Regions from separate parts of the Homo sapiens genome. Here regions 2, 3 and 4 are each linked to region 1. The links are chromatin loops, found by intact Hi-C in ENCODE. Cell type or tissue: GM12878. All regions are shown on one strand.

Region 1 (8,000 bases):
CCTTTGGCCTCTTTCTTTTTGAGATGGAGTCTTGCTCTGTTGCCAGGAGTGCAATGGCACAATCTTGGGTCACTGCAACTACAGCCTCCTGGGTTTGAGTGATTCCCCTGCCTCAGCCTCCCAAGTAGCTGGGACTACAGGTGCGTGCCACCACACCTGGCTAATTTTCTTGTATTTTTAGTAGAGACGAGGTTTCACCACGGTGGCCAGGATGGTCTCGATCTCCTGACCTTGTGATCCGCCCCCCTTGGCCTCCCAAAGTGCTGGGATTACAGGCATGAGCCACTGTGCCCAGTGACCTTTGGCCTCTTTAATCCATCTCTGACACCCCATGGCCCTTACTCTGTGGAGGTCATCCTGTTCTAGCTTGTTTTATAATCGTGACTTTTCTCTTGGATTATACCAAAGCCCCACGCATTCATTTATTCATTTAACACATAATGATTAAACCTACAAAGTACTGGGTGCATGCTAGGTGCTGAATAGATAGTGATACACGAAATAACCTGATTCCTAGGCCCAGGGAGCTTACTACCTGAAGAAAACTATAGAAACCCTTTGAGACTACACCCTTTTCAAGAGAGGTATGAGCTCGAGAGTCCCCATCAATAATTTACTTGCACACACACATAATTGTATAGCAGCCACTGGTTTACAGTTTGTGATGAAAGTGCCCTAGTTGTTAAGAACATCCTTCCCTGGGAGATGGCCTCCGTGAGGGGCAGTAGAGGAGAATGGTTAAAAGGCAAGTCAGGCTGTACTCACAGCTCTGATCATTCACTTTCAGCAAACACAGCACTTCTGAGCCTTAATTTCCTTAGCTGTAAAATGGGTTTGTTCTCTCCATATACTTTTCTCAGAGGTTTGTGAGGAGTCAAAATACTGCCTACAAAGGTTTGTAATGGTGCCCATCACAAAATAAGTGCTCAGTATGTATCAGTGGTGGTTGTGAGGGGAGTGGCTATCAGCTTATGGAAGTCTAGACATTGGATCTCTAAATACAGGCAAGATTCGTATTTGCTTGGGACCATCTAGGTTCAACTCACACGGAAAATCTTCCAGGTGCCAGGGCTGTGATTGTAAACAAGCTGGAAGGAAAATACACAGTAAACACACCAGAGGAGGAGCTGTGGAAGGAGCTGGAAGGGGTTCCGAGCAAACAGGGACTGCCACAGCCTGAGGACAAGTCCACCCCAGAAACTCATATGTACGCTCTACTAAGATTCTGTTCTTGAAACATTTTCTTGTCTAGAAACACAGAGGATTATGTAGGTTCTCAACAGATGTTTACTGCATTGAGTCCATTGTGTGTGCATAACACCACAGACCCAATTTAGGGATGGTGGTTGTTGTAAGCTTTATTAAAAATAGGCTATCATTCCTGCCTTAAGACAATTTCCAGCAGGCACATTAATGTGACTCATCTTTTTATCTTGATCAAAGGCAGGTAATTTATAACCCAGGGGACATTGTAGAAGTAACTACTATTTTTAAAATTACCAGAGGGCAGAAAAGTATTAGTTGGTGGGATTGCTTTGGGTCTTTCATCTTGGGTGACTAGATATACCTTCATTTCAAGGGGAGGAGGGTGGAGAGGACAAGAAGAGTCCCTATTCTGGCTTTCCAGAAAGAGCCTGTCTTCATGGAAGCCCATGGCTATACTTTGTGCTGCCCCTTTGTAAGAGGGAGAGACTGAATTTCCTCAATAAAAATCACAGCTGCCTCTTTAAACATCTACTTTGTGTGAGCAGAATTGAACAGATAGTATATGACTTATTAGCTCTTTCTGACAAGAACCATCTGATGTAGGTACAGTTTTCCCCTTTAACACCCTAAGACCCTGAGGCCTAGAGAGTTCAAGTTCTTTGCCCAAGGTCACCCAACGGATGAATAGTGCAGGTGGAATCCAGATCCAGGTCTACTTGCCACCCAAGCTCACTTTTTATGCTATCTCACCTGCCTCTCCAGACACTTCTATGGAAGGTATTTGGTTAGGTTGATTTGACATTGTAAGTATCTAATCACATATTCCCTGGAATTCTCTATTCACTGCCACTTAGAACAATGACTATTATTCTCAAGATACTTGAGGCCCCCTGCTGTACCCTAAAGAGTCCTATAAAACATTAACAAGCAATCAATGAGAAAATTTGCATGTTTCAGTACAAGAAAGGGCTCTGAATCTCTTGTCATCACTCTGCTGTATCTCAGCACTGTCCATGTTTGTTTTTATATTTGTTCGTCTGTTCACCAACCACCTCTCCAACTAGACGGTAAACTCCATGAGGCAGGAACCAAAACTGTGGTGTTCACCTGTCTATACTGGGTGTGCCTAGCAATAAACATTTTCTGAATAAATAAATTCTCTCTGAATGGGTAATCCCCACGTAATGCGCATGGTTTAAGTCTATTTACCAGAATTTTTGAGCAAATAGTTCTATCCTTTTTGACACATTTTCCACAGTTTGTATAATTTATTCATAGAATCCTTCTTAGACTACTAATAAATTCCTATGGGACATAGTCCTTTTATATGCGGAGGAATCCACCACCATGAAATGTTCACAAGAAATGACTTTTAAAATTTTATTTGTGGCCATGCTGATTATGAATTTCTGAATTATGTCTGGGCTGCTCTTTTTCTCGGAATATGCAAAGTGGGATACTGGCATCTCTGTATCTGGAGAGTTACAGCTTCTGAGTTAAAAGATGAATGGGAAGTAGCAGGAGAGGGAGAGATCAGAAATCTCCACTCCCTGAAACACAGACACTTCACATACCCAGGAGGTAAATTCCTGGCATGAATTGTAACAAGTATACACAGGCATTTGTACATTGTTTGCTTATGTGCTAGATGACATGGCAGTCTATGAACAGGGGCCCCACATCTGCAGGCAGGACATTCAGCCCTGTATCTTGCCACTACCATGAAATCTGAGGTTCTTTCATTTTTGTTTTTCTATTCTGATGAGATTGAGGTACACTGACTCACTGGTAAAGAAGACAATTTATTTGTGAACTTGTAGTCACTCCATTTGACGGCCTCCCTCTACTCACTGAGGCACAGCACGTGTGGAACAGGAAAAAGGCCTCTGGAGAGCTTGTGTTCCACTGGTTTCTTTGACTTTTGCCAACCAACTTTGCAAATGTTCTCAAAAGGCATTCATTACCTCTGCAGGTGTGAAATAACTCTGCAGTTCAAGGGTTTGTGAAATCACGTGAAACAGCTGAAAGCTGTTCTGGCAAAGCGACCAGAGTCAGAGTTAGCTGTCACCAAGCCACATCCTGGCTTAAACGATGTTATTTATATCTAACTGCACTCGACTCCTCCCAAAGCCTTCTGTTGAGCACCAAAACCTCACCACAGTTTCACTCTTAGCCTTTCTTTTGTGTGAAGACAAAAAAGGTTGCTTTTATAAATCTCTGTTTGAGCCCAGATGGAGTGCATTTCATGCAGGAAAATGTTGCTTATAGTGAAGTGGATGAAATAATTGCTGGGATTTCTGGGCATGCTCCACAAACCCAGAAGACTGGAGGTGAACGGGCAGGGAGAAGAGATTCCGTTGCTTTCTCATTCCTTTATTTGTGACTCTCCCTGGAAAGAGGAAAATGTAGGCATATGTAGATCAATGTGTCATTACAAAGGCTCAGTGTTCTTAGTCATAAAATGGGAGGAAGAACAGTACCCACTTCCCAGAATTGGTGAGGACCCCTGAACGGGTGCATGCCAGCTTCTCGCACAGCCCTACCAGGTAATGAGCTCCACTGTGTAGCCATCACTACTCAGAGTTAATCCGTGAAAGAGTGTGTGGGAGGAGGATAGGCCTTAGATTCCAAAGGGTGGAAATCAGTGGAAAGAGGCAGGATCTGATCATGCCTAGACCAGATGCTTCCAAGCCAGGCAGGCAATAGATGGTTAAAAGCCAAAATGCCTGCCCCTTTGGTGAAGGTTCTCATTGGTCTAAGGCATCCTGGCCAACTGACACATGATATCATGTAACGTGTTTTCCTGGGGCCCAGAAGCTTCTATGTGCAGCTTCTTTAAAGACCAAAACTGCAAGACTTTGAGTTTTGATATCTCAATATGATTTTGAAAAAATCATGGTAAAATATATATAACATAAAATTTACCATTTCTAAGTGTACAGTTCAGGGGTGTTAAGTATGTTTGCATTGTTGTGTACCCAACCACCTGAACTCTTCATCATGTAAAACTAAAGCTCTGTATCCATTACGTAAGTCCTTATTTCCCCTGGTTGCCAGGGAGCCCCTGACAACCACATCAGTTTGCTTTTTGATGACCTTATTATTTGTTTTATATATTTTTGTGATTTGTGTTTGTGGGAGTTTTTAAACAGGGGTGGGGTGGAGGTAGATCTAGAACTTATGTATTTTAGTGACCTAAATATGAAATCTTTCTAGAGTGGCAAATAGAGATATTTATTTCTCATGTCTGCCCTGGAAATAGAATTAATTTGCCATTTCAGAAATGAACCACACTGCTTTTGTCAGACTTTTCAACCTCATTCCCACATTGGAAGGCTATATGGCTTGCTGGTGAGATAACAGCCATGGTTCGGCTGAATCACTGCATTAATGATTCTAAAATATTCCCATCTAATCCCCTGTAGCTGAAGAGGATAAACACATACTGGCAAGGACTTGACAGTATGGGGACTAGCAATAGGCAGTTTGTCAAATGCAAAAATGGTTTGGAAGGGTCAAGGTTTAGCTAAAAAAAAATTCGGGCAAACTTTTCATTTATCCATGTTTCCTTTAATATTTATATTAAAATTGTTTAGTTACCCTTCAAACACATAAAACTTGTAAGTAAAATGGAGTCTGTAAGACGATCTATATTGTCCACATTTTCACTGACTCCCAGTATACCAATATAAAATATAACATATTTGAAATCTTAAATTATTAATCACCTTTTTACCCATGTTCAGATTAACTGGGTAATCTAAAAATAGGAGGGAGTACCTTATGTGCAATTTTTGGGGAAGTTCAGGAGCATGCTCTTGAAGAATTGCTGATAAAGTGTGTAATTGTCCCATGACCACCATCACATCCCAGGGGAGAGCCTTATGTTTGGTTAATAAAAGAAGGCAGGATCTGGTCTCTTTTTAAAAAGACTCCAGCCTTAATTATGATTCATTTATTTAAAGATAGCCCCTGCCACCTAGTCTTATCTTGGCTCTGAAAATAAACAAATATCACATGCTTCCAACAGGAAAAGGTTTGAATGACCTTTATAAGGCAATTTACCTTTGACTAGATAAGAAGAGATGTGCATTGTACTTTCCAACCACAGAGGTAAATTTCCAGCCCTCCTCCAGTGTACAGGATGAAGTAACACTAATTCTACCTAAGATAACATTCTTCATTGAACACATATATACAGATGTCCTACTATATATTAGGTGCTAGGACTATAGCACTATCAACAAACTATTCTATCAAGGCCTTGGTCTGATAAGATTCACATTCTTGGGTGGGAAAAATATGGCAAAAAAGTGAATACATAAAATAATTTTAAAGACTGATATGTGCAACAAAGAAAATATATCCCAAGGGTATGACTGAGTTTGCCTGCTTTAATTGGGTGGTCAAGGATAGCCTTTCTGAGGCGGTGACATTTAAATGATCTTTACAACAAGAAGAAGCCATCATGTGAATATGAGGGAGAAAAGATTTCTAGACAGAGGGAACTACTCATGCAAAGGCCTTGAAATAGAACCAGCTTGTTTTGTTGTTTTGTTTTGAGAAGCCAAGAGAGTGGCAATACAGTTAAATCTTGAAGAGGAAGGGCTTGTGAACTCAGGGCAGAAGAGAGATAGACAGAGGCCGGAACATGTGGGATCCCAAGGCAAAAAGTTTGGCATTCATACCAACAGCAATGGGAAACCCTTAACGGAGTTTGAGCAAGAGAGGCATGATGTGAAGTCTTTGAGATGACCATACTGCTAGCTCTGTAAAAACAGACTTCGGGAGTCATTTGGAAGACTCTTACACTTGTCCAGGTGTAAGAAATCCTGGCTTAGACTAAGGTGGCCACAGTGAGAAGGGAAGGAAATGGCAGAGCTCAGGATTTAACAGTAGAACTATGATGGTTAATTTCATGTTAACTTGGGTGGGCCACAGTGCCAAGATATTTGGCCATCCATTATCTGAGATGATTCTGTGAAAGTGGTTTTTTGGATGAGATTTATTTTTAAATGGGTAGGCTTTAAGCAAAGTAGATTATCCTCCATAACGTGGGTGGGTGTCATCCAATCAGTTGGTTTCCTTATTAGAGCAAAAACTGACCGACCTCCTCTGAGCAAAAAGAAATTCTGCCAGCAAACTGCCTTTGGATTTGAGCTACAACTCTATCCTGGGGCTCCAGCCTGCTGGCCTAACCTGCCTTGCACCTTTAGAATTGCATGAACCAATTAATTAAATTATCTCTCTCTCGTTCTCTTTCTCCTCTCCCTGTCCCATCTCCCCCTGCCCCTCTGTATGCACATACATCCTGTTGGTTCTGTTTCTCTGGAGAACCTTGGGATTCACTGATGGATCAGAAAGAGAGGAATCAAGTAATGCCCAGGGCACTGTCCAGTAGAAACAGAATACAAGCGATATATATATATGTATAAAAAGAACTTTAAGTCTTTTTAGCAGCCACATTAAAAACTGTACAAATAAACAGGTAAAGTTTTTATAACATACAGTATTTTACTACACCAATATATCTAAAAATGTTATTTCAGTATATAATCCATAGGAAAATTATTCCTAAGACTTTTACATTCTTTTTATCATACTAAGTCTTTGAAACTCAGTGTATATTTTACACTTAAAGCCTTTCTCAATTCAGGCCAGCCCCATTCTGAAGCGCTCACTAGCCAATGTTTTGGGCGGTACAGGTCTGGTTGGCCTCCTAGCTGAGCATACAAGAACCTAGCAGGTGTTCTGACCAGGCTTGAACCCTTTTATGCAGCAGTTTCCCTCTGAACAGGCAGGAAGGCTGTTCTTTTTGTCTCAAAAGGCAGAACTGTGAAAACTGCTATTCTCCCTTTGGTGACCTCCATATAAAAAGTTTCATGACTGTCTGTGAAGCCGGTGGGCCCATAGCTATGACTCTGCCCTTACAAGGGCTAGGCTTCCTCACTCAGAAGGTCATTCAGAAGATGAGGTCTTGGAGTCTCTTTCATCTATGTCTTCTCTGGAGTCTCGGTGTTTGTGAGACATCTCTTGCCCCAGAGCCGGTAGCGGGCAACCAGTATCAATATAAAAAGAAACACAAGTAGACTATGTTTTTAAGCCAAACGAAGGCAAATGACTCCATAGGATTTTGTAAACAGAGAGTTGGTTTGAACATGCCAAACTCACTAGAACAGACAAGTAGTAGGCATTCACAGTGCGAGTGGCTATTTCATTTAACAAAACATCATGTTTCATTAATTAATGTTAATTACATTGGTTTGGTAGGTTTGCTAATTTCTAATTTGTGTTCTTTGTGATGATATAACAGCAGATAATATCATTATATTTTTATATTATCTAGGTCTCTGTAAAATTAGCTGACATTGGGAGTCCATGAGACAGTTCTTCCTTTTAAAGGGGGTCTTTAAATGTACCCACTCAACTAACTTTACCAACGGTTCAAAGTGGAAAATAGTTCCCAGAAGCTGAATGGGTAGATGCCCATTGTACCACCTACCATTGCTTGACCCCCGCCCATGAGCTGTTCCTTCATACTCATAACTAAAATGCCAAATGTGTGACTTGAGTAATTAACTAGAGACCTCCAGAAGGCTTTCCTTCTTATTCTGGGTACATTGATATTTACTTTAGTATTTGTTTTGCCTTTAAAGTCATGTTCCCTTTTGATTCTTTAATATCATATCCAAAACGAAGTCCTTTTAACCTATAACAATGCAAATCAAAAGTGCTGTCTTTCAGCTACCTCAAGGATTTAGCAAGCGTTCCTGGAAATCTAACCAACCTTTTAA
Region 2 (8,000 bases), 120 kb after region 1:
AGAAAACAATGCCCAGACATGGGAGCAAAAGACCTTATCCTAAAACCAAAGGCTGTTTTGGATACAAAATGTTATATTTCATGTGAGGAAAAAATGCAGCATTGGAAAGAACTAGAACCCTCAAAAATACATGAAATGAGCTACGTATATCATTAAACATGGGGCATGGGTCTGTCTGTTCTGAGTGTGCATAAAATCACAAATTTTTCATTGAGACGTAAATATTTAAAAACAGACAAAAAAAGTGACCGTGAGTGCCAGGAGAGTTTGGCTAGGAGTGCGAGGTGAGGAGGGGCAAGTGGTGAATGAGAGCGTGCTGGATTCTGTGGTCCCAGGCAGGCTCTGTGAGGTGTGGGTGTGCATGAGAACAGTGTTTTATTTTTAAAGATACTTCCTCAAGAGATTGTTCATTAGGGAGTCCAACCTTTTCCTTGCTGTTCTCTGCTGCAAACATGACCTGATTCTGGAGATGGAGTTTGGAGGGATGTTAAAATCTAAGAGTCAGTGGAGTTGAAGAAGGCAGGAGTTGGGGGGTACAAAAATGTCCCACAGGCCTTATGGTTGATGAGTGAGTCTACATAGTTGTGGTTGGTCTTCTGGGCAGACAAACTGGTGTTGGTAATGGTTTTCATTCCAATGGCTCTGAAGGAGTGATTCTTGGTATACAGTACACTGATGTGCATTTGAATTGTGGTCTGTTTCTGCCACCAGAGCATCGCCACTTGTGATTGGTCCAGAGACTAAGGCAGTTAGGGAACACTGAGCCTGGATCTACCCAAATTCCTCAGGTAGGAGGTGGGGTTGCCATTTTCTAACTCTGAACAATCACATGCCTCTGCATGATACTGATGATAAGCATCTACTTGGACAAGGCTACCAGATTTAAAAATCTTTGTTGGTAGGTAGATAGGCAGGTAGATGTCTTAGTTTGTTTTTTAATGCTATAGCAGAATACCTGAGGCTACATAATTTATGAAGGGAAAAGGTTTATTTGGCTCACAATTCTGGAGGCTGGAAGTTCAAGATTTGGCAGCTACATCTGGTGAGGGCCTCAGGCTGCTTCAACTCATGGCAGAAACTGTGCAAAGAGATCACACAGCGAGAGAGAAAAACCAGGGAAGCCAGACTCTTTGTAACAACCCACTCTCCTGGGAACTAATCCATTACTAAGAACTCATTTAGCTCCTGGGAGGGCATTAATTTATTCATAAGGGCTCCACCTCCATGACCCAGACACCTCCCATTAGGCCCCCACCTGCCAACACTGCCACATTAGGGATCAAATTTCAACATGAGTTTTGGTAGCGCAAACCATACCAAGATAGACATACAGGCTGACTGATAGATGGCTGGCTGGATGGGATGGATTAGCAGGTGGATATAACTATGCAGAGAGATGTAATAGAAAAAAGAACACTTTATAAGGAGTACAATGAGGGGAATATGTTCTTTTACGACCCTTGTTTGCAACTTATTAAAAGTCAACATGCTGGTTGGGTGGTGTTTTATAATTGCAAAGCAGAAGGTCTAAATAAATAGGAAGTTCTACCAAAGATTTAATTAACCTAACCTGTAAAACCTCTTTAATTGATCTGTATAATCAACAAATGATTAATACATCATTTAGAATGAGGTGTCACAAAGGGGAGGCTGATAAACTTAAAACCCCTTTGTCTAGGCTTAAGAGAATTTCTCAAGAAGCAAGAGAGCTCATTTCTCCTGTGATAACACTATTTCTCTCCACTTATAAAATGACATCAGCTGCATAATGAGCAGATTAGGCACAGAATCACCAACATAGTACTGCACCTGCTAATGCAATTAGCCCCGTGTGCTTTCCTCCTGGGAGAAGCAGACACAGGTTATACGCAGAATGCAAGGGCAGCACCTGAACTAAGTGGGCTGCTTTGTCCATAACAACATGTATGTGGTTTGGCTGATTTTAGAGAGCATGAAGGAAGGGGAAGAATGGTTATGATTCTCTCCCCAGAACCAGTAGTCCTTTCTTCATGTCTGTATAGACATGCATAATATGTCAACCTGAACACCTTCCTTTTGTGTGAAACACATCTCTCCTGCTTCTTTAGGGGGTCGTTTTTTCCGTACTCCAACTACATGATTCTCATAAGGGCTTCTAAACACAGTACCCACTCTCAGGAATGGGCACAAGATTCAAGCGGGCCAATCATAGTAGGCCCAGGCCATGAGTCAAGCCAATTAGAATTCTTCTCAGGAAATTTTTAAGAGGGTGTCACTTTTTTTCTTTAGTTGTATAGCTATGAGGATTGGCTATTTGGGAGAACAAAGCCAGCTTGCAGAAAGGAACATGTGATGGTGATACTGAATGTTAACTTGGTTGCATTGAAGGATGCAAAGTATTGTTCATGGGTGTGTCTGTGAGGTTATTGCCAAAGGAGATTAACATTTGAGTCAGTGGACTGGGAAAGGCAGACCCATGCTCAATCTGGGTGGGCACCATCTAATCAGCTGCCAGAGAAGCCAGAATAAAAGCAGGCAGAAGAACATGGAAAGACTAGACTGGCTTAGTCTCCCAACCTACATTTTTCTCCTGTGCTGGATGCTCCCTGCCCTCGAACATCGGACTCCAAATTCTTCAGCTTTGGTACTTTTCCGCTTACACAAGTGGTTTGCCAGGGGCTCTCAGGCCTTTGGCCACAGACTGAAGGCTGCACTGTCAGCTTCCCTACTTTTGAGGTTTTGGGACTCAGACTGGCTTTCTTACTCCTCAGCTTGCAGATGGCCTATTGTGGGACCTCACCTTGTGATCATGTGAGTCGATACTCCTTAATAAACTCCCCTTTTTGTAAACATCTATCCTATTAGTTCTGTCCCTGTAAAGAACCCTAATAGAGAATAGAAGTAAGAAACAGCTAGAAAAAGAGGAGTCCAGAGTCCAGATAATACTTAAATCATCAAATCTCCCCGGCTTCCCTGATCCTTTCCTTTCTGAGACTTGGCTGCTCAGCATGTCCAGACCTGTGCACTTCTTCCGGCATTCTTTCAGTAAGTACTTAACGTTCTCAGGCTGTCTGATCTAGGTTTTTGTCATTGGCAAAGAAATGAGTCCTAAATAGCTTTTCTTCTTTCACACTCACTTACCTAATGAGTAACTGAGTAGGTAATGAATACCTACTTACAAATGCATAAGGCCTCACATTTGCCCTAAAGGACCTGATGCTTTGCGGGGGAGACTGAAAGAGACAACAGTGGCATAGTTTGGTTAGGAGGATGATGTGACATGAAAACATTTGTCAAAACATGAAAACCCAGTTTGGGTTGTGATACATTAAGTTTTCTTTCTTTCTTTCTTTTACTTTAAGTTCTGAGATACATGTGCAGAACGTGCAGTTTTGTTACGTAAGTATACAAGTGCCATGGTGGTTTGCTGCACCTGTCAACCCGTCATCTAGGCTTTAAGCCCTGCATGCATTAGGTGTTTGTCCTAATGCTCTCCCTCCCCTTGCGCCCCCACCCCCTGACAGGCCCCAGTGTGTGATGTTCCCCTCCCTGTGTCCATGCGTTCTCATTGTTCAACTCCCACTTATGAGTGAGAACATGTGGTGTTTGGTTTTCTTTTCCTGTGTTAGTTGGCTTAGGATGATGGCTTCCAGCTTCATCCATGTCCCTGCAAAGGACATGATCTCATTCTTTGTTATGGCTGCACAGTATTCCATAGTGTATATGTGCCACATTTTCTGTATCCAGTCTATCTCTGATGGGCATTTGGGTTGGTTCCAAGTATTTGCTATTGTAAATAGTGCTGCAATAAACATGTGTACATGTGTCTTTACAGTAGAATGATTTCTAATCCTTTGAGTATATACCCAGTAATGGGATGGCTGCTTCAAATGGTATTTCTGGTTCTAGATCCTTTAGGAATTGTCACACTGTCTTCCACAATGGTTGAACTAATTTACAGTCCCACCAACAGTGTAAAAGCATTCCTATTTGTCCACAGCCTCGTCAGCATCTGTTGTTTCCTGACTTTTAAATAATCACCATTCTAACTGGCATGAGATGGTATCCCGTTGTGGTTTTGATTTGCATTTCTCTAATGACCAGTGATAACACTAAGTTTTCTTAAAATGATTCTTAGGTTAAATACTTTCCTTGTATTCTACCATGTGAATTGGTGTTTTTTATTAAAATATTTTAAATTTTTTAAAGCTTTTTCAGTCAAACAAGTATGGAAAATGTCAAATTAAACCAAAATAAGTAGAATTCTTTGCTGCAGAACTTGTTGCTGATGCACTTTGGAGTATCATAGAGACAAATTGAGTATGCAGGGATTCCCAAAGTTCCTGAAGCAAATGCATTTTTCTTGGAATGTCTGATCAAATTTCAGAGAAGCAGTGTTGACTTGAACACAGTTTGGGATCTCCATTCGATCATTATGAGCTCCCCAGTACTTCCTGAAAGAATGTTGGGGGAAGCGCACCAGTCTGGACATGCTGAGCAGCCAAGTCTCAGAAAGGCAAGGATCAGGGAAGCTGGGGAGGTTTGATGACTGAAATGTTATCTGGACTCTAGACTCCTCTTTTTCTAGCTGTTTCTTACTTCTATATTAGGGTTCTTTAGAGGGACAGAACTCATAGGAGAAAGGTATATATAAGCTCTCTACTCGATGATTATGAGCTTCTCAGTTGGTGTAGGCTAAGATCCTGGCAGAGGTAGGCATGGGAGAAGCTCTGGATTAGTTGAATCCCAAGGCATCATCCTCTCTCTGCTACCATTGTGGGAAGGGTACCAGAGCAAATCTTCCTTCTTGCTGGGATTAAGCAGCATGCTAAGCCCTCAAAAGGAGTTCCTATATTACAATATGAAGAGCTGTTTTACTTTCTTTACGCCTAAGGTGGCACTACACGATGAGCAATAGATGTCATCTATATGGATGTTTAGAGGCATGAACCATAGAGGAAGATGGCAAAAGCTCCCACTCTTCTTTACCTCCTTTGAACCTTAAAAAAATTCCATAGAAGTTTGCATTACGATTTTCCCCTTTTCATTGCAAATACTTTTATAACAAGATATTGCTTCAACTACAGCACACTGCTGGGAAAAAACTGCAGATGGGAAGGCTGAGGCTAAATGCCACTGACAGGCAGGGGAGCTTCCTGTTGGCTCCAACATTTAGCTCTGATGGTTCGATGGACATTTGAGAATTGGAATTTATGAAGTAGAGGAATTTCTGCATATTCACCTTGATACTGTAGCATCAGAAGGTCACCAGAATGCAGCCCCCACTTTTAAGGAAGTGGAAGATGAAGGTTTCCATTTATACTCTGGTTCATTGTCTCAATTTGGTACATTTTTATGCTTTTGCTACTTATTGATTTGAGCAACTGAATTACTCTTTGGCAAACAGGGCTGCATTAATGCGTTAAAAGCTCATTATGAGGATAATGGACACAAAGTAAAAAGGAATCAAATGATGTGAGTGTTAAAGGTTTTTCCCTAGACAGCTGAGAATAAATTGAAAACAAATTCAATTAAAATAACATTCAGCCTTTTTTATTTCTTCCATGGAGTGCTTCCTCTGAAGGAGGTGCCTAAAGCTAACATGCTGCTTTGAAGGGCTACCCCGTCCTGCACCAGACAGACGTGGGAAGACCAATGCAGAACGTGTGTCCATGATGGGCTGATTTAGGAAGCTGTTCTCTAAAGCCACACGTTTCTGCCTCCTGCAGATATCTCTATGTCTGTTTGCCATATCCCTTTCTGCTTTCTTTTGGTTAAAAATCAGAAGACCCCTCAAAGCAAGGCAAGCTTCCCATCATGTAATAACCTTCCCGCATCTCAGCCTTATGCCCCAAGCTGAAATCTGGGTCTATCCTTACCCCAACCTTCGCTGCTGCTTTAGTTTCACAAGCGCAGTCAGGCTTCCTCTATCCACAGGGATTTTCAAGCCAGCCCTAGCAGTCATGCAGTTTTTCCTTCCTTTTCTTATTTACTGTTCTACTCTATCATTTTTATTATGAAAGTCCGACTCCCTCCTTTAAGAAGACAAAGGATGGAGTGGTGTATTTTATAAGGAAATGCTCGCTGTTTCTTCCTTCCCTCTAATCACTGCTGCCCTTCCACAGGTAACCAAGGGCAGTAGCTGGGTGTGGATTGCCAGCCTATACATTTCCTTTTCCCCACTTCCCTACATCCAACCCATCTCAAAGCTCTTTAATTCTATCTTTAAAATGTTTTTCAAAGCAGTGCATTTCTTTCCTTCTTTCCTAGTCATTGTCACCCATTAGGTGTATTTATTTCCTAGGGCTGCTGGAAGGAAGCACCACAAATTGGGTGACTTAAAGCAACAGGATTATATTATCTCACCATTCTGGAGGCTAGAAATCTGAAAATCAAATGGTCAGTAGGGCCAGGCTCCCTCTGAAACCTGCAAGGGTGTCCTTCCTTGCCTCTTCCTGGCTTCTGGAGGTCTCTGGCCTTACTTGGCCTTACTTGGCTTGCAGCTGCAGCACGCCACACTCTGCCTTTATGCCATCTGGGGTTGTCCCTGTGTGCCTGTCTTCACATGCCTGCCTTTTTATAAGGACACCAGGCATTTGTTGGACCCTACTCCAGTATGACCTCATCTTAACAAATTATATCTGTAATGGACCCTATTTCCAAATAAGGTCACATTCCAAGGAGTAGGGGGTTAGGGCTTCAACACATTTTGGCGGGGGAGGAGGGGACACAATCGAACCCATAGCACAAGGCTACAGTGGACTAGCCTCTTACTTTCTCAGAGTAGAACCTGCCCAGCAGCCAGAAGAGTTCCTTCAATTTCATGGAGATCCAGGCACTCTTCTCCTTAAAACCCACCCTTACAAGGCTTCCGTTGTACCTAAGGTAAAATCCAAGCTCCTGATACAGTTGACAAGGCTTTTTTATCTGGATCCCGCTCAGCTGTGCTGCTCAAAGCCTTTACCTGTAGCCCCTCTCCCTTCATTCAGCCCCCTCGCCCTCCTCCCTCACGCTCCTCATTCTTTGCTGAGTTAGCCCTGCTCCTCCATCACATCATATTTTGAATGCTTCTCCTTCCTGGTGGCCTTCCCTGACCCCTCCAAAATCTTGGCCGTATGTACGCAGCCTTTTTTTCCTCTCTCACTCTCCTACGTGCTTATCTCACCTGTACTGATGTCATCCTCAGGGCATTTGTTTAATGTCTGTCTTAAACAAGTGTTGACGAACTAGGGCTAATGGGCCAAATTTGGCCTGTGGTCTATTTTTGAAAGACCCTTGATATGAGAATGGTTTTTTATATTTTTTAGTGTTGTTAAAAACAAGCATACAAAAAATACAAAGAAAATATGCTTCAGAGACTGCAAGTGGCCTGCAAAGCCTTAAATATTTATGCTCTGGCTCTTTATAGAAATGTGTGATGATCCCTGGTCTTACCTACTATCAACTCCCTGGGAGCCAGAATCTTGTCTGTTTTATTTGCTGCTGTGTCTGGAAAATCTTGCAAGGGGTCTGGCACTTACTAAGATCCTTGCTAGATATACAGTTGTGAAGTGAATGAGTTATTCAATGAATGGTTGGTTCTCAGTGACTGTTGATTTAGGAGAAACCAATCTTTTCGTAACAGCCAGAGAGACTTCTCTGGTAGTATGTATGGATTTTGATAATCTGGCAATTCAGTCATTTAATAAATAGTGAGGACCAGTGACATTTTAGACATTAGTTGAGTAACCAGGGAGGGAGACTGAGCTCTTCTCTTGGGAAACTCATCTGAAGAAGAGATGCAAAATGTGATGAAGGGATTTAACCAGGGCATCACTTGTGAAAGAGAAATTTAAACAGTGTATTCCTGGAGGCTGGGTGTGATGGTTCACACCTGTAATCCCAGCACTTTGGGAGGCCAAGGAGGGTGGATCATGAGGTCAGAAGTTCGAGACCAGCCTGGCCAATATGGTGAAACCCCATCTCTACTAAAAATACAAAAATTGGCTGGGCATGGTGGCTCACGCCTGTAATCCCAGCAC
Region 3 (8,000 bases), 66 kb before region 1:
CATGGCATAGATGAATTATGAAATAATTTTCTAGATTCCCCTGCCTATATCCTTGGCTCTAACTGGAATCTTTCCTCCAACTTCGTTCATCTCTCTTCTTTTTTTGCGTGTGTATCAGTATGACCTTGCCTAACGTTGCACTGGGAACTTAATAAATGAAGCTATTCTTCTGTTATTCATGATATTGTCCACCCAGGTTCTATCACTTCCTGAAATAAAAATAGTCTCTTACAGTGGTCTGGAGGTTTATTGTCTACAAAGCACTTTCTGCCTATCTGATCTCATTGTGGCATCTCAGTGCCCTTTGGCTTAGAGATAGAGTGAATATCACCCCTTTCTTATGGATTAGAAGCTTGAATTGCAAGATATTTTGAGGCTTGCCAGGGGCAAGAGAGCTGATATCCATGCCCATGTCACTTGATTCGATGCCCTCTGTTCTTTTCCTTTTGCCACACTGCTTTTCCCCAGGGACACTCCTTGGATGCTGCCCACTTCTCCCCAGGTCTGTATTACGGGGCTTGGAATATCCACAAACGAATGTGACCTGAAGTAGAATTCTAGCAACAACTGCCATCCCAGGTGGTGCCTGCTCTTCCCCTTAATGGCATAATTATTTGTATCTAAGTGCTGCTCTGCAACCAAAGCCTAGTGTCCAAATGGCAATTCACTGAATCTAAAACTCAGGAGTGGTCAGTTGCCATCATGCTCCAACCCTCTTTACATCTTAACTCACTGCTCTAGAGAAGAAGTTTTGTGTAGCCTTCTAACCAGAACCTACTGACAACACATGCAGGCCCTGCTGTAATTAAGTATTGATTTCATGTGATGTGTGTATACAGAGGAGGCTCATCTCATTTGTGGGCTGCTGTTATCTGTCAGTAGAACAAAATGTGTGATTATCAGTGGATGTCCTGTGGCTATCTATGGCATACTATAACCTCTCATCCATCTAATCGTAGAGACATTATGGTACGCCACTCAAGAGTGGGCCATTTGTCTTAACACGGCCCCTGCTGCAGTTGGCCTGCTTTTGTTCCCAGAAATAGCTGCACAGATTCTTCACTGAAACACCTTCTTAGTTCCAATTTGGTGCTGCCAGAATGGAGACCTAGCAAGGTCCATCCATGATAATGTAATATGGCTGTGACTTCAAATAAATGGAACACCAGGCATTATTCCTCTTCTGCTTTCTTTGAGGCAGTCACACCTCCTGACATTATTCTGGTTACCTTGCTGAACCCAGGAGAAGGGAACAAGTAATTGTGGATGGAACAAAGTTCACCTTATAAACATTGTCAGGAAATGCTGGAGGTTCTTGAGTCCGCCATCATCTTTATGCAGCATTCATGGCTCCCAGGCTGAACTGAGAATGCTCTGCTTTTTAGATTTGAGGGGGAAGCTATATTGGGTCAGAAAGGGGCTTCATGCCCACTATGGGAATGAGAGCCTGAGGAATTGAATTCTGAGTCTTTCTTAATTGTGTGATTTCTCTTTCTGCTTGACAGTTTCATCTCTACTGAGCCACTGGCTGTCTTTACTAGGAACTTTCTCCTAACAGCAGAATGAGAGTTTCTAAATAAAGACATGAACTTTTTGTGTAGGTGTCTTTGCTTATTTGGCATTTTCCATCTTGGGGTGGGAGGTTGGATGGAATAGCTTTCGTAGGTAGTGCTTTTGCTGTCCCTACTTGCTCAAAATATCGGCCTGGGGTATCAAGAACTGAACCAATTAAAAAATCTTGTTTCCTGTGCTGGTGCTCTTTCCTTTAACACAGTGGTTTTCTCTCTTACCTACTGCTACCCAAAGTTATTTCCATTAGGTGTTTCTTTCCTGCTGCCATGTAAAAAGATTAAAAATAGTATTGTAGACAGACTGAATTTAGGGGGAAATTTTTCGGTCCTGTGCACCATTGTGGATTATGTCTTTGAAGCTCACACTGAACTCCTCAAGCTCCATTTTAAGTGTCATTTTATCACATCCCATTCACTTGAGTCCAGAGTCCTGAGCTAGGGAATGGCAGATAATTGCCAATCCCACCATGAAAGTGTTATCTGCATATTAAACACGTCACTCAGGAATCCAGTGAATGAGTCAGAGACAAAAGTTTAAAATAAGATCATCATTCTTGCAGGTCCTCCTTCCATACATTGCAGCAGGAGTCTGTTAGGGACCATATCGAAAAATAGAATTGCAGAAATCAAGTATGTTTCTTTCAGTACCTCTAGGTGGGGAGTGGAGGGTCAGTAGGAGAGAAAATATAGGCTTTGGGTTGAGAGGGATCTGGGTTCGATTTCCCAGCTCTGTGATATTAAACAAATCAATCACTCATCCCTAAGGAGTCTCAGTCTTCTCATCTATAGAACATGGGCAAAATACTGATCTTGCTGGTCAGGAAGATTAAACAGGCATCACCCGTAAAGCCACCTAGCTCATGCCACGCATAGAGGCATCCGGTGGCACATTGCCCTCAACACTGGGTGAATACCATTTTGAGTTAATTACAGCTCTGATTTCACAGACCATTTCCAAAGTTTAATTGTATTTCTTTCATGCAGTCATTTGAACTATCTACAGCGCGTTTCTTGTAGGTTACACCTGGCTACTGGAAGACGTCCTAGGTGATTGTTCAAAGGGGCCCATTGAGAGGTGAGTGATGAGGCTGGTGAGAATTCTGTGGTGTGCTTAAGAGTCTTCTGGGCATTTGCTAAATCTAGTCAGATTCTAGGACTCAACCCCAGAGAATCTGATACAGCGTTTGAAGAGGGGACTCTGAAATTTGCACAATGAAGGTTCTCCTCAGGTACTTACAATGTAGAGGCCTTTCGCACTAGACTTCAAAACACACTGCCAGAAACATGCCCACAGAAGAACCGCTAACGACTTAGTGATATGGAAGGGGGGCAGAGAGGTGCTGGGAAGAAAAGGACATGGTCCCTGGTGAGGGTTCCACCCCCGGCCGGTGCCCACGGACCTAGGTGAGAAGAGGGACTCCTGCATTTGTGGCCAAATATTGCATTTCCCAGGACCACCCTGGCCTGCCACACTGTCATCCTGTGCCTATAAAAACCTAGAAACCCTAGCAGGCAGACACAAAGGTGGCTGGACGTCAAGAGGAGCACATCAGCAGAGGAACACATGGGTGGCTGGATGTCGAGAGGAATGCACCAGTGTAGCACAACACCAGCACACTGGCAGGCCATCGACTGGCAGAACAATGCGGAGTGTGGCTGAGGTGGTTGGAAAAGAGTCGGGCGGCCAAGCGGCCGTACTCCACGGGAAAACCATCTCCCTTCTGGCTCCTCCATCTGCTGAGAGCTACTTCCATGCAATAAAACCTTGCATTCATTCTCCAAGCCCATGTATGATCCGATTCTTCTGGTACACCAAGGCAAGAATCCCAGGATACAGAAAGCCCTCTGTCCTTGTGATAAGACAGGGGTCTAATTGAGCTGACTAACACAAGCCACCTATGGATGGCTAAACTAAAACAGCACCCTGTAATACACACCCACTGGGGCTTCAGCTGTAAACATTCACCGCTGGACACTGCCGTTAGGTTGGGGCCCCACAGCCTGCCCGTCTGTGTGCTTCCCTAGAGGTTTGAGTGGCAGGGCACTGAAGAAGCGAGCCACACCCCCATCGCACGCCCTGCAAGGGGGACAAGGGAACTTTTCCTGTTTCACTAGGATTGACCACTGGGAAAATGCCACTCATGGGAGATGAGACAGCAGCCATCCAGTCACCAGAGAGCTGTGATATCCAGTCACCAGAGAGCTGCGATATGGACAAGCATGGGATTTGTCCTGGAGCCCCAGGGGTCAAAACAGAGCCTGATGGGTAGAAATTCCAGGGAGCAAATTTCCATTTAATATAGATGAGTGCTTTTCTAAGAATTAAAGGTGTCCAAGTGTGGCCTATGTAGCTCCAGGGGAAATGAACCTTCCAACTCAGGAGAAATTTAAATTTGTCTGTCTGAGTGACCTCTGGGAATTTTATAGAGAGGAGATTATCGCATGCTCTTAGCCCCCAATGGCACCCGAATTACTCTTATTGCCATTGCTTATACCTTTAGGTCCAGTGTGTTCACTCTCACAGATATTTGTTACCCATTTACTCAGTGCCTGATTCTATGAGGATGAAGCAGGAAAGTGCTCTGCAAATCCAGGACAGAGTGTGATTTTCGCAGATGCTGTTATTAGAAAAGAAAATGTCGGGTTTCACTTTCCATATGGAAAGAGGTAGTAGGTATTTCTGGTAATGAGAAGAGAGGGAGGGATTACTCATTGGAAGAAAGAGGTAATGAGTAAGCTAGTTCCGCTTTGAGAAGAAAAATGCTTTCACAACAGCTTTTAACAGATTGATTAAGCAAAGTTTTCGTTTTGTTTCAAATAATTATTTGTTTTTCTGCCTTTCTCTTCAGAGCTGTGAAATTCTAGACGTCTCTTAGAAATAAAATGGGTTGCTACACACTTATTTTTCTCAGCTCTATATACATTTCTCCTTCTTCTTTGAAATTTGTGGCCACCATTAATGTATATAGGATGTTCTCATTTTGATTTTCAGTTGAGACACTGCAGACTTTTATGAGGGATGCTTTGGATCAAGCAAGAGACACTGAGTAGTTTCCTTCCTTCCAAGATTTCAAAGCAACAGCACCATATTGAGTCTAAACTCAAAGCCTTTGTTCAGAAGCCAGCAGCTGGCTACTCACACCAAGATGGCATTGGATGTTTTTGGAGTGGGATATCCAGGTGACATTTTAATAAAAGCTTTCATGGGCCAATTATTTAATCTATAGAGTTTTATAATTAGCTGACTTTGAAACCTTATTAAACCCCATGTGCAAGATCATGTGAAATTGTACCTCAAGTTTGATTTTTCTTTGTTGTACCCCTCTTCTCTCCTACTTCCTTGATAGTTGCTATTTGTTTGATATTTTTAAAAATTTCTTATTGACACACAGATCCATCCACAAAACAAAGTCATAAAGGCACCTTGATCTGTAAAGTGTTCTGAGTTTCTTAAAACTCTAGTACAGAATGAGAGTCTCTAGAAGGTAGAAGGCCTAGTTTTGGAAGTTGCCATCAGCATTGGATTTTTGCCGAATAGTGCTATATATGTTCAATAATAAAGTTTTCTGTTTTTGTCAACTATTTCTTATGGAACTATTCTCTGTGATGCTGAGGTTACAGAAAAATATCATTTTTCTGTCACTGTTGGTGTTCTTCAGGACCTCACTTTTAAATAGATGTCCTTTTGAAACCTAGGTGGTTATGTGCATCAGAAAAACACCTTATCCTGTGCCCCATTGGGTGACTTGGACAAAGTAACACAATTTTGGTGGGGGAAATGGTACATATTATGTTTCATAGGAGCCAGATTCCAATAGTAACCATCTGACCCTTGTGATCCTATGTTTTCAATTTTCCTATAAAAGAACGCAACAAACAGTGCTGCTCAAGCCTATTTTTCTATTAAGTGTTCTTTGATTCGTGAGTTGCTGGGTAGATTTTCCATTCTCAGTGTTAGAAGACACGAACATCAAATACTTTTCTCTTAGAGTAACTTCTCATGCAACTGTCTCATGGCATATGCTAAAAGAAAAGAAAGTTCCTTACGTATGAGTACAGAGAAACGGAGCATGATTTTAACCTTGGTTTCAGGTTTTGTTATTTAGTCTTTTTGACTTGAATATGAACTCAAGTGTTTGCTAATTAAAAGAATAAACACAGCAGCCATTGCTCCGCCAAAATACGTTTATCGAGTGCCTATCTTGTGCACAGTCCTTTGCTAGGCTCTGTTTATATAACATATCCTATTTAAAAGGCTGCTTGATAAATAAGCAGTTTGGAAATCCCTGGTGGGAGGTAGGTGGCGATATTCAGTGTAGCTTCCCCAGCTGCCACCTGGAACATGAGTCTGAGAATGTCTATGCAGGAAGATGATTAATTTCAAAAATCATTTCTAGGAAATTCTCTGGATCTTTATATAATTCCCTGGCCTCCAGGGAAAGAAGTTAAGATAACTTGAATTACTTGCCTTGGTAAAAATGTTGAACTGAATCCTGATCTCATTTCTTGCCTCCCCTTCCTTTTCTCTTCTTTCTAAATCAAAGAACAGTTTGACACTAATATGGTTGTTGTATTATTTATCTATTGCTGCGTAACAAGTTGACCCAACCTTAGCAGCTTAAAACAACTAACATCTATTATCACATAGTTTCTGGGAGTCAAGAATTCAAGAGAGGCTTAGTAGCTAAGTGGTTCTGGCTCAGGATTTCTCAGGAGGTTCTGGCTTAGGAGGTGGTGGTTAGGAGGTCAGCAGGGCTGCGGTGATCTAAAGTCTCACTCTCTGGCAGTCTGGTGGAAGGCCTCAGTTTCTCTCTACATGAGCCTCACCATATGGCTGCCTCAGTGTCCTCAGGATATGACATTTGGCTTTCCCTGGAGTGAGTGATGAAACAGAGAGAGAGAGATCAGACAGAAAACAACAGTGATTTTTATAAATTAGCCTCCAAAGGCACATACCTGTCACTTCCTCTTTATTCTGTTTGTCAGAAGTGAGTCACTAAGTCCAGCCCACATTCAAGGGAAGGAGAATTAGATTCCACCTCTTGAAAGAAGGAGTATCAACTAACTGAGAGCACATATTGAAACCACCGCAGCTGCACATGTCATTTAAAGTTTTCAAACATGGTTTCTTCAAAAGAGTCCTAAACACCTTTATCTTGCCTGATTCTGGTACAAGCATCTCTTACTCTAGAAGAATTATTGTATATGATCAGCCTTTTGCACAAGTCTCGGCTCCAACTGCTATCCTATTGCATCTGGAGCAGAATTTGTCTTAGCCAGTAGAGAAATGATAATGTACTGGGACATTTTGCTGTACTCAGAGCACTTCTCTGTGGTTTGAAGACTTCTCATCATCATGTTTTCATGTCATGAGGATGGTATCACTGATGAGCAAGTGTAAGTGGACTGACATTTATCTTGTGAGCGTGGGAGAGAGAGGGCTGCTTCTCTCTAAATGTGTGGTTCTCCTTGGTAAGACAAATGTAAACAAATCATATATTCATAAAGTTTAGAAAAGAAAGTCAGAATATACTGGAAATTGGGATAATAATAAGGCTGTTTATATTTATCTCCTGAGAAACTCTAAGCATTTCTTTTTTTTTTTCTTCTTTTTGACAGAGTCTCGCTCTGTCGCCAGGCTGCAGTGCAGTGGCGTGATCTTGGCTCACTGCAACCTCCACCTCCCAAGTTCAGGTGATTCTCCTGCCTCAGCCTCCTGAGTAGCTGGGACTTCAGGCACAGGCCACCACACCCAGCTAATTTTTTGTATGCTTAGTAGAAACAGGGTTTCACCATGTTGGCCAGGATGGTCTCAATCTCTTGACCTCATGATCCTCCTACCTCAGCCTCCCAAAGTGCTGAGATTACAGGCATGAGCCACCGCACCTGGCCAAGAAACTCTAAGCATTTCTAAGATATTAAGGGACTGCTAGTGAGAAAGGTTTTGTTTAAAAATTATTTTAGATTAACATACAGTAAAATTGAGCATAGTTGGTACACAGATCTATGATAACACATGTATAGCTCCTTCTAACCAGCACCAATGATCAAGGTACTGAACAGTTCCATTCCTCCAAATGGCTCCCTCTTGCTATCCCATCCTAGTCACACTTTCCCCCACCGCTACCTCATTTCAGCCTCTGATTGTCTCTCTATCACCATAGTTTTGTCTTTTTGAGAGTGTCACATAAATGGGTTTACACAGTAGGTAATCTTTTGAGATTAGCTTCTTTCATTCAGCAAAATGCTTTTGAGATTCATCCAAGGTGCTGTGAGTATCAATAATGCATTCCTTTTTATTGCTAAGTAGCATTTTGTGGTATGGTTGTACCACAGCTTGTTCTTACATTCACCTGCTGAGGACAGTTGAGTTGTTTCCAGTTTTTGGCAATTATGAACAGAACCACTATATACATTCATGTATAAGTG
Region 4 (8,000 bases), 140 kb before region 1:
TCTCCACTGTCATTAAGGCATAGAGGAGCTCATGAGCATGACAAGAAGATGGGGTTGGTTACATGCTGTTGTAGGTATAAACTACTACATAGAAAAATCTCATCTGTGGCATGACCAGATGGAAAATGTTGTGTTCACAGTATGGTTTTAGTGTTGAAGCAAATGGTAAAACAAACAAGCCTGGTACAATGGATCCCTTTAAAGTGGAGTGGCCGGAATGACCATCTACAGATCAATTGATCAATAGTGTGCATCCGTCTGCGGGAAGAGAGTTTTCAGAAGGATGATGGCAGATAGACCACCATCTACCCCATTCTGCCACTTGGTGGAGCTGAAACTAGCCCCTGGCCATTCTGTTATCCTCACTCTTAGGCTTTTGCCATTTTTAAATATGTTCCTTTCTCTGGAGACCTCGGAGCATTATCACAGACAGTATTGCATTTCTCCTTACAATATCCTTTTGCTTTCCAGAGAGCCCAGGTGATTTATCAAAGTCAGTAGCTATGGCTAATATGCTCTCTGTTCTCCCAAAATTACCTAAATGCCTAAGAAGCTGAGGAAGGACCTATGCTGCTAGAGCTATACAATCAAAGGCATTTTAGGAAAGATCCCTAGCAGAGGCTCTCATCTTTTGTGCATGGGCTTAAAAGAGGATTTTTCTTCTTTTTTTTTTTTCTCCCCTTCCGCCAACAAGAATAACTGAATTAATACTTTGAAATGTATACTGAATGCTACATATTAGGCAATTCCATTTTATCAATGTTTATATTTGTTTCAGAGACCTGCTTATGTCAAAAGATACTGAGTTGTATTGGTCAAATGCAACCGAAGGGCATTTCAGATGTTTTCACTAAATATGGCTTAAATACCACTATAACGCACCCAAAAGGGTGTCCAAATTCTTTGGACACTTTGAGATTTGAGTAATATTCTTTGTGGTTCCACCACACAGGCCACACTCTGTGACTTGCAGGTCATTTTTAAAACTATAGATAGAAACTTTGGCTATATATATAAATATATATATATAATATTTATATATATATATATTTAGAAATGATAACTGAATCCTCAAGATTGCCATAAAAAGTTTCTAACTGTGCATAAAAGCCATATCAGATTCGATACACCTGAGTGTGTCTCAGGTGAAAACTCAGTGCACGTGAATGGAAACAAACAGGTTTATGACAAAAATTTATACTTTGAAAATTACCAGTGTGATTTCGAAGACATTCGACTTTAATTACTGATAAGTTATTTGAGGTCAGTGCTGTGTTGGGGAAGGCCTGGTGAGCGCTTTGGTGGGAAGTAGATGGGTGTACACAAGGACACTCCAGCCCGCATGCCTGTGGCCACATATCAGAGTTTCACGGCATTTTTACAAGAAAAATAACTTTATTTATCTAGAAACAATGACAGTTAAACAAGAATCACAACGGGAGTAAATAATCATATCATGATTAAGAATATGAAGTATGGAAGCAGAAGATCTGAGTTCAAATATGGCTTTTCCAGTACCAGCTGCCTGTCCTTGGGGAAAGTGCCTGAAGTCTTTATGTCTTGTTTTCCTCACCTGAAAAGTAGGGGTAATATTAGCATCTACCTCATAGGGTTGCGTGTAAGTTAAGCAATTTTAGATCTTATTATTAATTCAGATAGATTTAGAATCAGATTTATTTACATTTAGATGACGTCTATGTGCTCCTGCAAAACTTTTTATTGAAAGATACATGTATCCTTTTTGTCCTTGACCAATACAATATATGCTAAATGAGGTGAAGAGGTTAATTCTGGAATAGGCTAATTTTGGCTTCAGCCTGAATCTATCTGAGCGGCATTCATTGCCCTGTTACATTACCCTGTTAACCGTGTGGCTTTCATTATTCTGTTACTTTACCCTTCTCTATTTGGCTTTCACTCTGAGGGTGGGCAGAGTAGGATATGCCCCTGATAATTTAGTGGTTTCAAAGCATATTAACAGGAGAAATCTGTGTCCATCAAAGGCTGTTGGTTATGGTCTCCAAACACTAGCCCCAGCTTTGATCTATTTAGCTCTTTTGTTTTCTATTCATTGTTTGCTTTAACATATTTTGGTTCTGAATTCTAAATGATGAACGCCATTATCCTACAAATAAATAATGTCCTATCTGCTCTACTTTTTCATAGAAGATAAATCAGGTTTTCAAGCCTTTTTTTGGCTCTTAGACTTTGTCGTTATTAATTTTTGCTATTCCAGAGCACAGTTTGCAGCTTAATTAATGATACATCAGTTCCTTAACTGTTGTCGGTAACATTTTAATATTATCTTCCAATTTGACTAAGTCATCCACTAGTTAAAATCTTAGGTGTGAATAGCTTTAGAGGTCAGAAAGTCCCTTTTTCTTCTTTAATCATGAATCATTTCCTGTAACTGCCTTTACATTTCCAAGATACTAGGTAAACCCCACTTCTCCTAGGGAAAAATGCCCAATACTCCTACAGGTTAAGAAACTTATTTGCTATTCATGAGTTTAAAAATGCATTATGCATTAATTTATTTATCTCTTTAAAGTTCAGCTTCTCTCTCTGGGATGTTTTCTCCCCAAACTAATTTCTTTAAAACAAAATCCAAATACATAGAGTGTGATCGAATATCACTTATTAGAGAATCCTGACCTCTTGATGTTTTTATTACTTTAGGGTGAATGTGAGGAGCATATGGATTTTTTTAGCTCTATAATTTCCTCTAAACCAAATGCTTCTACTTTAAATACGAAATTACAGCAGTAACATTCCCTAATGCTAACAGTAGAGTACATGACGGGGAAGGAATGTGTAATTTGTTAAAAGTAATTCCAGCTGTTTTATTGCCTTCCAATCCAAGATAATTGCACACAAAGATATTCATTTAAATTATTGACATTAATTCGCTAACTAGAACTTTAAATAATAACTTCATGCAAAAGAAAACTCAGTGAAGTCCCAGAAATAAACAAGATTTAACAACTCATTGGAACTGTTTCTACATTATTATAAATCAAGCCTACATTTCTGTAATTTTGGCAGAAACAATTTTCTTTCTGCATAGTATGGAGTTAAATATCCTGTATAGATGGGGCTTAATAAGTATATATTTTAGTTCTTATTAAAACAACTACACGGACAACTTTCTTCTTCCCTCTTTATTTTGTTCTTTATATAGTCCATTTCTAGAACTTGTAAACTGAAACCTTATCATAAAACATTCATTTCAATGGAATCGGTGGTAATTTCATGACACAGCCAACCCTCAGAATCAGCAGGAGACTGGTTCCAGGACCTCCCTCGGATCCCAAAATCCATGCATACTCAAGTCCCGGATATAAAATGGTGTAGTATTTGCATATAACCTAAGCACATGGGGCTGAGTGTCCCATATACTTTAAATAATCTCTATATTACTTATAATACCTAATACAATGTTAATGCTATGTGAACAGTTCTTATACTGTATTGTTTAGGGAATAATGACATGCAAAAAATGTCTACATTTTCAGTACAGATACAAGTTTTTTCCCAGATCTTTTCAATGGATGATTGGTTGAATCCACGGCAACTGAAGGCATGGATACCGAGGGCTGACTGTACTTTCATTTATCCCACAAATTCTGAAGCACCTACTATGCCAGGCATTGTCCAGGTGCTGGGATACTCTGCTGCATGAGTCCTCCTTCCTGCCTTCACAGGGTTCCCTTGTAGTAGAGGCAGACAATAAATCATTACATAAGATCATCTCAGCTAGTGCAGGGATCTGTAGAAATGTGAAGCCAGAGGCAGGCGGATCACGAGGTCAGGAGACTGAGACCATCCTGGCTAACATGGTGAAACCCTGTCTCTACTAAAAATACAAAAAATTAGCCGGGCGTGGTGGCAGGCGCCTGTAGTCCCAGCTACTCGGGAGGCTGAGGCAGGAGAATGGCATGAACCCACGAGGCAGAGCTTGCAGCAAGCCGAGATTGGGCCACTGCACTCTAGCCTGGGCGACAGAGGAAGACTCCGTCTCAAAAAAAAAAAAGAAAGAAAAAAGAAATGTGAAGCCAGGTGACGGGGAATATAGTGGTGGCTGGGCGGTGAGACCAAAGAGGGACCCTTTCTGAGGAGGTGACATTGAGCCGAATGGTAAGAAAAACCAACCCCTTAGGGGCTGAGTATACTGAGCGCTGAGGTGGGAGCAGCTTGGTGTGGGTATGCTGGAGGACGAGAGAGAAAGATGGGATGGCTGCAGAGCTGTGAGGAGGGGCAGGAGATGCAGTCAGCAAGGTCGGCTGAGGCCAGCCCAGGTAGGCTCTGGTCAGGGTCTGGATTTTATTCTAAGTATTTTTGTTGTTGTTGTTGCTGTTATTGTTGTGTTGGGTATTTGGAGGGTTTTCTTTCTGTTGTTTGTTTTTTTCTTTTTGAGACATGGTCTCGCTCTGTCACCCAGGCTGGAGTGCAGTAGTGAGATCATAGCACACCGCAGCCTTGAACTCCTGGACTCAAGCCATCCCCCAACCTCCTCAGCCTCTGGAGTAGCTGGGACCACAGGTGTGCACTACCACACCTGACTAATTTTTTTTTTTTTTTGGTAGAGATAGGGTCTTGCATGATCTGATTTATCTTTTAAGATCACTCCAGCTTGTAGGTGGAAAATGGAGTTGGTGGGGAGGATGGGTAAGAATGAGAGCAGGGTGTGTAAGATGGCCTCTAACCAGAGGTTCATTATTAGAATTGTCAGAGCCTCTGCTAAGTGGTTTTATTCGTGGACAGAACTTATTCTGCTTCATGTTCTCTCTTGACCTTGGGCTTCAGGATATTGGAGGAGATGATTCCCTCCAGATTTAATATCTTAAAAAGTCTACTCTCTGGACCCCAAGAAATTTCCCCAATGGCTCACCTGCCTCACTGCCCCACTGCTGGAACATTGAAGGTTCTTAGCTCTGCTGGTGAATTTAGTGGGTGCCTTGTGATACCACAGAGAGGCAGATGGGGGCAGCAGGAGCCAGAGGTGGAGACAGCGCTGCCTGGGAGGCCAGGGTCACAGGGAGCTGGCAAGAATCATGGCTCCTCCTGGAACATGGAGTTCCTTCCAGAGAGAGAGAGTGGCTTCGGAGTCCTGGCTTGACTTCATTTCAGAGTAGCAGATATTGTCCACACCAAATGGGAAATGTTTGGAACCTGGAACCTACTTCCTTCTAATCTTACTTAGGGTTGCTTAGCTGCAGAGTAATCTGAGAGTTACCCTGACACTAGGATGGGTGGGATATGATTTGAATCAAGTCTGTTTTACCATTATTCCTGCCTTGACTGTGTGCTTTAATTCTCTGAAAGGAGCGCTTGCCACCATTTAGCCTGGTGAATTCCTTGCAGGCAGAAATGGTGCCATGGTTCATTTCTGAATCCCAAAAACTTTCCATAGTTTCTGACATATAAAACCACTGACTATGTGAATGAACCACCATGTCCAATGTAACCAAGCTACAGTGTCTATGGCAGCTACCCGAGCAGGGCTTTATTTCATTCTTGTGTCTCAGTTCTATCATGGACCTCCTGTTGTGAACACTCTTCTTCAGAAGATTTGGTCTCTCTCGAAGGTCAGAACCACCTTCCTGGCTCTGAACCTCCTTTCAGTAACTAAGCCTTAGTAACAGGTTACTGGCTATCCCTCACTCTGCCTGACACTCCAGTGTTTTCTCCCTTCCCTCTCCTGCTCCCTGGCCAGAAGACTTCTCTTGCACTCTGCCTCTTAATCCCATCAGGAACATGGCAGATAGGTCATGTGAGTCTCTTGGCCCACCAGGTCAAATGTCTGACCTGGATAGGGTCAGCCAAGCCCCTGGTCCATTGAGTCCAGTCTAACAGCACACCATCTAAAACAGTAAATTCAGTAATAGGGTCACAACTTTTAAAATGACATTTCTGTTCAGGCTCCCATAGTGAAGTGACCCTGTAAATTAACAATTTTCTTCAGCCCACCTCCACTGCCCAAGATTGATGAGTCATATTTATTCTCAACATTAACAGAACTTTTCAAATGGAGGCATCAGAATTCACAACTGAGCTCTGTTCTTTGACCCACGGTTTGTACAGAAAAGAATTTCATACAAAGACATTCCATAGCTAATTTTCAGTACAGGTCAACGCATGCAATTTCAAGATGCCTTTGTAGTTGAGACTAGGAAGAGCATAGGAAATAAGAATAAGGCAGACAGAATTCCCACTGAAGGGTGGTCTCTTGAATTCATCCATGAGAAAGCATTTAACCTCTTGAATTGCAGTGAAAGGACTGGTCAGGGAATGAATAAATTGCCCGCACCATGGAAAACCAGGTGGCTGCCTGAACACATAGCAGAAGATCTAATTCAATTTAGCAAGATTGTGGAGGGGTTAAGAGCTTAAGCCCTGAAGACTGAGTCTGGGTTCTTATCGCTGCTAGATGTGTGACCACAGACAGGTCACTGAACCTCATTGTGCCTCAGTTTCCTTGATTATAAAATTGGGATAATACTAGAACCTTACTTTTAGAATTCTGAGGATTAAATGAGTCAATAATTGAAATTGCTTAAGCACAGAGAGTGGCACAGCAAATGGCAGCCTTGATTATTATAATCCTTACTGTCACTCTTACCATCCCCAGTGCTGTTTCTCTAGACCATGCCGCAGTCATATGTCACCTGGAGTATGGTATTTATTGGGAGGTAACACTGCAGTAGACTCCTCATTGATTCCTCAGCATCTGCCATTGCCTTACTTAAATCCTCTCTCCTCAGTGTGACCAGAGTGACCTTTTGCTAAAATAGATCTGATCATGTCACTTCTGAATGAAAACCCTTCAGTAATTGCCCATAACTCAAGGACCAAGTCCATATTTCTTCATCATGTGGCCCTGTTGTTTAAAGAACCAGTATGTGACTTCATGGTCCTAATTACAATCTCAATGGACTAATTAACTGTGTGATCATTTAATATCTATCTGCTTACTTACACTATGACCTCAAAAACCTAGTGGGGAAAGAGTTTGCTGTTCCAACCCTGGTGCCTAGCACAGTGCCTGTCACATGATGGGTACCTAGTAAATATTTGCTGAGCTATTGACTAAGTATAAAGAAGATTTGTGAATGGATGGGCATGAATAAGTATAAAGAGAGTATAAGAGCAACTTTGATGTATTGCACAATGGAAGTTTTCCTTATACATGTGCTTCATGGTTTTGATGTAAACTCTTATTTGAATTCTTTTTATTTATCACACAATGGGGGCAGAATGGAGAGAAAATACAGAAAGATAGAAGAAAAGAATAGTCACGGGAGAAAATTTAGCTATTAAAAATCATGACATAATTCCATCTTAATATTTAGAGGACATGGTTTTGAGAAGCAAGTGTTAGAAGGTTTTGTTTTGATTTTACCAAGTTTCCAACGTACTTTAAGTTTCGGTTCTGTCAATGACATTTTATAGTGAAGGCATAGTGAAGGCATTTTCTTTAATTTTCTACATTTTTTTTCCCCCAAAAAGGAGTTTCACTCTTGTGGGCCACGCTGGAGTGCAGTGGTGCAATCTCGGCTCACCTCCACCTCCGGGATTCAAGCGATTCTCCTGCCTCAGCCTCCCAAGTAGCCACCACACCTAGCTAATTTTTGTATTTTAAGTAGAGACAGTGTTTCACCACATTGGCCAGGCTGCTCTTGAACTCTTGACCTCAAGTGATCCACCCACCTCAGCTTCCAAAAGTGTTGGGATTATAGGCGTGAGCCACCGTGCCCAGACCACATATTTTTTAAAGCTTGAATGTGTGCATTGTTATCTCCAAAATATAACTCTATGTCCAGTGTAAGTAGAGGAAAACATTAGACCAAATTATTATCATTTTTTTTTGCCACAGTTTAAGAACCAACACCCTCTTCCTAGAGAGTATAACACATTACTCAATTTTGCCTTTTATTTGTATGTTAGGCTTTTACCTAATAAATAAGTGATATCCATTAATTCATTTATTCACTAATTCA

The links. Hi-C counts contacts between places; a loop is a spot of excess contacts. Peaks named below come from ENCODE experiments on the same cell type or tissue, not always from the same donor. Only the 100,000 strongest peaks of a DNase experiment are listed, where the experiment ranks them.
Region 2: it touches region 1 in a loop (6-fold over the local background); 4 of 110 quality-filtered maps call a loop at or near these places.
Region 3: it touches region 1 in a loop (4-fold over the local background); 3 of 110 quality-filtered maps call a loop at or near these places.
Region 4: a loop joins it to region 1, with 3 times the contacts of the local background. A loop is called at or near these places in 2 of 110 quality-filtered maps.

The regions. Positions count from the first base shown.
Region 1 is chr3:59,448,280-59,456,279 of GRCh38, forward strand. All of the region lies in intron 5 of CFAP20DC-DT (CFAP20DC divergent transcript), which reads left to right. Among named protein-coding and RNA genes, the nearest start is that of CFAP20DC-DT, 370 kb to the left of the region's middle. In GM12878, no CTCF peak of the experiment used is centred here; a DNase peak (open chromatin) is centred at 3,322; H3K4me3 peaks cover 819 bases; H3K27ac peaks cover 3,753 bases.
Region 2 is chr3:59,563,536-59,571,535 of GRCh38, forward strand. All of the region lies in intron 6 of CFAP20DC-DT (CFAP20DC divergent transcript), which reads left to right. Among named protein-coding and RNA genes, the nearest start is that of CFAP20DC-DT, 480 kb to the left of the region's middle. In GM12878, no CTCF peak of the experiment used is centred here; a DNase peak (open chromatin) is centred at 3,166; H3K27ac peaks cover 1,499 bases.
Region 3 is chr3:59,382,144-59,390,143 of GRCh38, forward strand. All of the region lies in intron 5 of CFAP20DC-DT (CFAP20DC divergent transcript), which reads left to right. Among named protein-coding and RNA genes, the nearest start is that of CFAP20DC-DT, 300 kb to the left of the region's middle. RefSeq lists an enhancer at 4,030-4,089 and a silencer at 4,260-4,319. In GM12878, no CTCF peak of the experiment used is centred here; DNase peaks (open chromatin) are centred at 4,238, 6,577 and 6,954; H3K4me3 peaks cover 572 bases; H3K27ac peaks cover 3,768 bases.
Region 4 is chr3:59,308,563-59,316,562 of GRCh38, forward strand. The region is part of intron 4 of CFAP20DC-DT (CFAP20DC divergent transcript); the gene reads left to right. Among named protein-coding and RNA genes, the nearest start is that of CFAP20DC-DT, 230 kb to the left of the region's middle. In GM12878, a CTCF peak has its summit at 4,978; DNase peaks (open chromatin) are centred at 4,990 and 5,183.